Linked DNA regions of Homo sapiens: region 2 is linked to region 1. Evidence: read pairs that join two places in POLR2A ChIA-PET (ENCODE). Cell type or tissue: Panc1. All regions are shown on one strand. Links, peaks and the distances in the headings refer to the core of each region. The heading gives the core; the rest is flanking DNA. Region 1 holds the start of NFIA (nuclear factor I A). Region 2 overlaps NFIA (nuclear factor I A).

Region 1 (2,908 bases), core at 149-2,648:
TCCGGCCCGGGCCGCCGCTCCGGCTCCCGGCTAGGAGCCCAACTCTGCCCGGCGCTACCCGGCCCGCGGCCCGCGGCCTCCGGCGTTCGGCGCCCTGCACAACGTGGGCTCGTCTCGGCCCCGAAACTTTCACTCCGGGAGAGCCAACGGGCCACCGGCGCGCGGCGAGGACGCAGGCTCCACCCGGCCGGCGCGGGGGAACGCGCGTCCACGTAGCCCCGCTCAGCCGAGGGCTAGCCGCAGCCTGCCCGCGTCCGAGGGGCGCTGTCCGGGCCGGGGCCGGGACGGGAGCCCGCGTCCTTTCCGCGGCCGGACCCCGAAGGCTGACAAACAATAAACAAAAGTAAGAGTTCGGGAAGACGGCGGGGGGCTGCGGCAGCGCAGGCTGCGGGGAGCGGGCCGTTGGGCGCAGGCACCCGAGGTCTCCCCGCACCCGAGGACTGCAGCCGGCCCGAGCGTGCGGGGTGAGCGGTGGGCTCCGTCGGCGGCCCCCTCCCCGGGCGCTGCGGCACTACGGAATCCCTGCTCCCGGCAGCAGAAACGCTGAGCCAGATTTCTGCGTGTCATGGACTGCAACCCCGCCGAAACACGTGCGGGGTGTCCGAAAACACTGCTGTTCCGCAGTCCGTCGCCCCGATATTAATTAACGCATTAATAAGAGGGCGCCATTAGCCATGTGCCCACACAAATGGCCGTGCAAGAGGAATGCACCCGCATGGAAACAAAGTTACTTTCTTTAAGCGGGATCCCCCCCCCCACCCGCGGGCACACGCGCGCACACACACAGAAACACGCGCAGACACAGACACACACCGAGACGCACGCCCTGGGCCCGGCCGGAGCGACGGCCCCGGTGCCCCCCACCCAGCCCCAGCCCTGCCCCCGGCGCCCCGGCCCCCAAGCCCTCCGCATCCACGCCGCGGCTTACCTGGGTGAGACAGAGCGGAGAATACATAACTGCCGGGCGCTGGGGTATGCGTGTGCGTCTGGGTGTGCGGTTTGGAGGTGTGCGTGAGTGTGGGTGAGAGAGGAGAAAGAGGGAGAGAGGAAGAGAGAGAGAGAGAGAGAGAGAGAAGGGGGGAGAAAAAAAAATCAAGCCTGCTTCTTGCGTTCACATTTCCAAGTCGGCTCAACTGCAGCCAGCCAGCCAGCGCTATTGCCGCTCCATGAGCTGAACTTTAACCCCGCCTAGAGTTTCCCTACACTCCACTATACATGCCTACTGTACGCGGGTGTTAAAGGCATAGCGCACCCTTTCCCGCTCCCGCGCCGGCCCGGCCGGGTGCCCGCGAGCTGCCCGCGCGCCCGCCTCCGCCTCCGCTCTGCACCGCACCGCACAGCCGCCGCCCGCTCGCGCCGCCGCCGCGGGGGGGAGGGGGTGTGGGGGAGGGGGCGGCTGCGGCGCCGCGCGGCCAGCCGGGTCCCGAGCCTCCGCGGCCGCTCGCGCTCGCAGGCTGGCTCGCTCGCTCCCCGGCTCTCTCCGTGGCTCGCTCCTTGCTCGCTCGCTTGCTCGCTCTCCCGCTCGCTCCCCGGCCCCCCCGCCCCCTCCCCCGATCAGCGCATTACTGGGTAACGCAGTGAGGAGCAGTTACAGTCTGTACTCCCGGGCAGCTATAGGCTGCCACAGGATGTGCTTAAGCAAACAAAACTACTTTTCCTCGTCCCCATCCCCCCACCCCCGCTGCAGACCTCCGCGGACCTCGGTGGAGGACTTGGGCAACTTTGCCAGGTTGCCCCGCACCCCCCGGGCCACCGCGTGGGCACGTAGAGAACCGAGGAGGAGGCCGGGCGGCACATTTGCATGTATGCAAATTTCTTTGAAAAATCAGACCTCCTAGGTAACTTTTTTTCCCCCACTGAAATGCGGTAAGGCTCAAAGCATTGTAATCTCTCCAGCGAAGCTTTCTGTGGGAATAGATTCGTCGGCAGAGGTAATTATGCACACAATCCTGCAAACTTTGTGCAGCTTCGGTCCTGTGGCATTCAGAAGCGGGGGTGGTGAGGAATCAGTGCCCACAGAAGATTCACCGGATTTGGGGGGCGGGGGTCTGGAGAAAAGAAGGCGGAGATTAATGAGCGTTATCCCTCCCAGGACTGTGAAACTAGTGGGTTTGAACACAGACGCCATAGAAAAAGTTCTATCACGTTCAGAAACAACAGTGGTTTAGCTGTGACATCTTTTACTTTTTAGGAGGAAAAAAATATGTGAAAGGGATGTCCCCTTAGGGAAGGGAGATATTCTGATCCACAAACGCGTGCCCAGAACTGGACATAGGCTATCATTACCGTCCCAGTTTCTGGGACACCTCTGGAAGGGTGCCTTTTAAGAATCCCTTTTTTCCCTCCCCCAGGTAATAGTTCTTAAAATGGAAAAGAGCTTCCTGCAATTATTTTAGGTTTGCTAAAGTATTGTTTTGGCAGAAAAGAGGGGGGTGGTTTTTAGGGTTTGGCAAGTTGCCAGTAAGCCTGCTTTTCCAGTTTTTTTTTTTTAACCTCATATTTTCTCTCTAGGCTCTCCTCTCTCGGAGGGGGGAAAGCCTACCTGCCTCTTCTAAGCCCCCATCCCTTATTTTACTTCTCTTCCTCATGATGGTTTGCAAAATGCTGCATTTGACAACCCTTCTCAAAATTCCAAAAGGAAAGAGGTAGGTATCATGTTGAAAGACACTGGCACACAGGGGAATCTGCCCTTCGGTGGAGGTGACATAACCAGAGAGTCTCTAAAGAGGGGACATTCCTGTAGGAAAGTGAGGGTAAGTGATGTGTTAACAAGTGAGGGTGAGTGATGTGTTAAGGCCACTCTCATTCAGACTTCTTTTCAAAGCAAGGGGCAGGAAATACTGTACTGGAGAAAGAGCAAAAGAGAACCTCTGAAATAATTCTGCATCTGTCTAAAGTTATTTTATGC
Region 2 (2,908 bases), core at 188-2,687, 300 kb before region 1:
GAGGAAATGAAATGTTACTTCAAAGTTCAATGCAGAAAAATAAAGACTTTTGTAGAATGAGAAGCAGAAATCTAGCATAATGTTTTGTTTCAATGGGGCATTTCATCCTTTTGATTGGTATAAAAAAACCCAATGAGAGTAAATAGAATTGGAGAAACATGTCAAGAAGGCCTGTGGCTTGTCACTGGTTTTCTAAACATCCAGAATTTTTGAATTTTCAATTTCCCTCTAGTCTGCCATTTTTTTCTAAGCTATATGAGTCATTCCAAATTGTGTTCAGTAGACAAGGGCAAACATATATGGGATTCTAGTCATGTAGTGGCTTTCATCTCTGGAGGCACTTATAAGTGCAAAGTTCAACAAGAAAACCTTGAAAATACAGGTCAAATGCACTATTCACAAAGATTCCTTCAAATTCATCATTGGTATTTGTGGTAGTCAGGCTGGGCTGGTGGCTCATGTCTATAATCTCAGCACTGTGGGAGGCTGAGACAGGAGGATTGCTTCAGGCCAGGAGTTCGAGAGCAGCCTGGACAATATAGTGAGACCTTATCTCTACAAAAAATTAATTTTTAAAAGTTAGCTGAGGCCAGGCACGGTGGCTCATGCCTGTAATCCCAGCACTTTGGGAGGCTGAGGTGGGCAGATCACAAGGTCAAGAGATCGAGACCATCCTGGCCAACATGGTGAAACCGCATCTCTACTAAAAATACAAAACTTAGCTGGGCATGGTGACATGTGCCTGTAGTCCCAGCTACTCAGGACGTGGAGGCAGGAGGATTGCTTGAACCTGGGAGGCGGAGGTTGCAGTCAGCCCAGATCATGCTACTGCACTCCAGCCTACTGACAGAGCAAGATTCCATCTCAAAAAAAAAAAAAAAAAAAAAAAAGAAAAAGAAAAAGTTAGCTGAGTGTGGTGGTATATGCCTACAGTCCCAGCTACTCAGAAGGCTGAGGCAGGAGGATCACATGAACCCAGGAGTTTATAAGCTATCATCATACCACTGCACTCCAGCCTGGGCAACAGAGAGAGACCTTATCTTGAAAAAAAAATTGTGGTACTCAGAATTCTAAGATGGCTTCCTAGTTTCCAGCCTTGTATAATGATGCCTTATATAATCCTCTCCTCTTGCATGTGTGAGATACTTGTGAATATGATAAATGTCATTCTTGTGAATAGGTTATATTATACCGCAAAGGTGATTATATTGATTAGGTTATGTTATATTGCAAAAGACTTCTACAGATATAATTAAGGTCCCCAATCAGGTGAGTTTGAGTTAAGGAAAAATATATTATCCCTGGAGGGCCTGACCTAATCAGGGGAGCCTTGTATAAAAGGAATTAGAAGTCAGAGAGATTCTTCTTCAGGCTTTGAAGAAGTCAGCTGCCATATTGTGAAAGGGCCTGTGACAGCCACATGGTAAGGAACTGCAGGGGCCTCTGGGAGCTGAGTGGGGCCCCTTGCTGACAGCTTTCAGAAAGCAGGGACCTTAGTCCCACATCCACAAGCAACTGAATTCTGCCAACAATCACGAGAGTCAGCAACAGGCCCTTGAGCTCCAGAAAGAAATGGAGTCTGAACAAAATTCTCATTGCAGCCTTGTATGACCTAAGCAGAAGATCTAGTTCAGCCGTGGCCAGGCTCCAGACCCATGGAAACTGTGAGATAATATTAATAACTGTGTGTTGCTTCAAGTTGCTAACTCTGTGAAAATTTGTTCTGCAGTACAGAAAACAAACATGATATTCAAATATAAGACGACTGCAATGCTAGACATGTGTGTATTAAAGATGTTTACTGTACAATAATTACTCTCTATAATTCTGAAAGTTTCCCTTATTTTTACCTAATCCACCCTAGGTTGTATAGTCTTTCACTAGCCTAGTCACCTAGAGAAAACGGTAAGACGTATTCTTAGAAAGGGAACTAAAAAGTGGTAATTTTCGAGGGACATAAATACTTTTGAAAATTTCTACTTCTCCTGATTCTTTCGAGAAACATCAATAACAAAATTAGATTGAGTGACGTGGGAAAAAAACTCAAATTCTTGGGGTCTCCCCTAAGAAGTTAAAATTTGTTTTAGGGAATTTTTCACTGCAATTTGATATCACATAAAATAAAAAGAAGAAAACCAATCATAATTAATTTCACCTCTCCCCTACTCCCAAGTTATGATATTTTTCAGACACTTTGACCAAGAACTCCATAGTGACAATAGTAAAGGAAACACTGCAGGAATCATTAGGAAGTACAAAGCTGTTTTTTCTTCCTTAGGTATCTTCTTAAAGGGGAGATTTTTAGGAGTCAAAGGAGCTACAACATTAATGGGAATGGAAGAGAAGGGAAGGATCACCATAAACTATAATTATTCCAGTGACAACCGAACAACATGCTGGATTTTTCAAAAGGAACTGTAACTTCTCAGTGTTAGTGCTTACTTTGTTAGAGCACCTATCCAAAAATTCATTCTCCTGTTAAAAGTATCCCTGGTAAGTGCTGCTCGGGACAGCAGGACCTTATCTTGTCTGTCGCAGGAGTTTGGGAGATGTAATTCAAGTTGTCAGAGAAGATATAACTGGTGTATGTTCTTTTCTTCAAAGTGACAAAGTCAAGAATAGAAAGTTTAGTTTCAATAATGTTCATTTATAGTCACAAACGGAGAGAAACTCTGAAAGCAAGCAACCTCAGCACTTTAGTTTTTAAATCCAATACAATAAGCAGGTTAGAGAGGACCCCAAAATGTTACAAGTTTAATTGTTCATGACTTGGATAGTGTCCTGTTCATTGTCATCATCTAATTCCCAACAACCTATTTTTATAACTGTTATTACCAGAACAACGATTACACCAAACTTAAAGGCTTAAAGGCAACTGGAAGCCTTCATCCATCAAGTGGCCTCAAGA

Evidence for each region. ChIA-PET counts read pairs that join two places held together with the same protein. Peaks named below come from ENCODE experiments on the same cell type or tissue, not always from the same donor. Only the 100,000 strongest peaks of a DNase experiment are listed, where the experiment ranks them.
Region 2: POLR2A ChIA-PET joins it to region 1 with 11 read pairs; 3 of 35 experiments call an interaction of 5 or more read pairs at or near these places.

What each region holds. Positions count from the first base shown.
Region 1 is chr1:61,080,839-61,083,746 of GRCh38, reverse strand. NFIA (nuclear factor I A) reads right to left here and starts at 1,186. Exons shown (of 11, transcript NM_001134673.4): 1 at 929-1,186. The coding sequence starts at 955. RefSeq lists a silencer at 1,616-1,910. In Panc1, for the core only: no CTCF peak of the experiment used is centred there; DNase peaks (open chromatin) are centred at 1,176, 1,934, 2,362 and 2,636; H3K4me3 peaks cover 2,446 bases; H3K27ac peaks cover 1,258 bases.
Region 2 is chr1:61,377,385-61,380,292 of GRCh38, reverse strand. All of the region lies in intron 6 of NFIA (nuclear factor I A), which reads right to left. Among named protein-coding and RNA genes, the nearest start is that of NFIA-AS1, 130 kb to the right of the region's middle. In Panc1, for the core only: no CTCF peak of the experiment used is centred there; no DNase peak of the experiment used is centred there.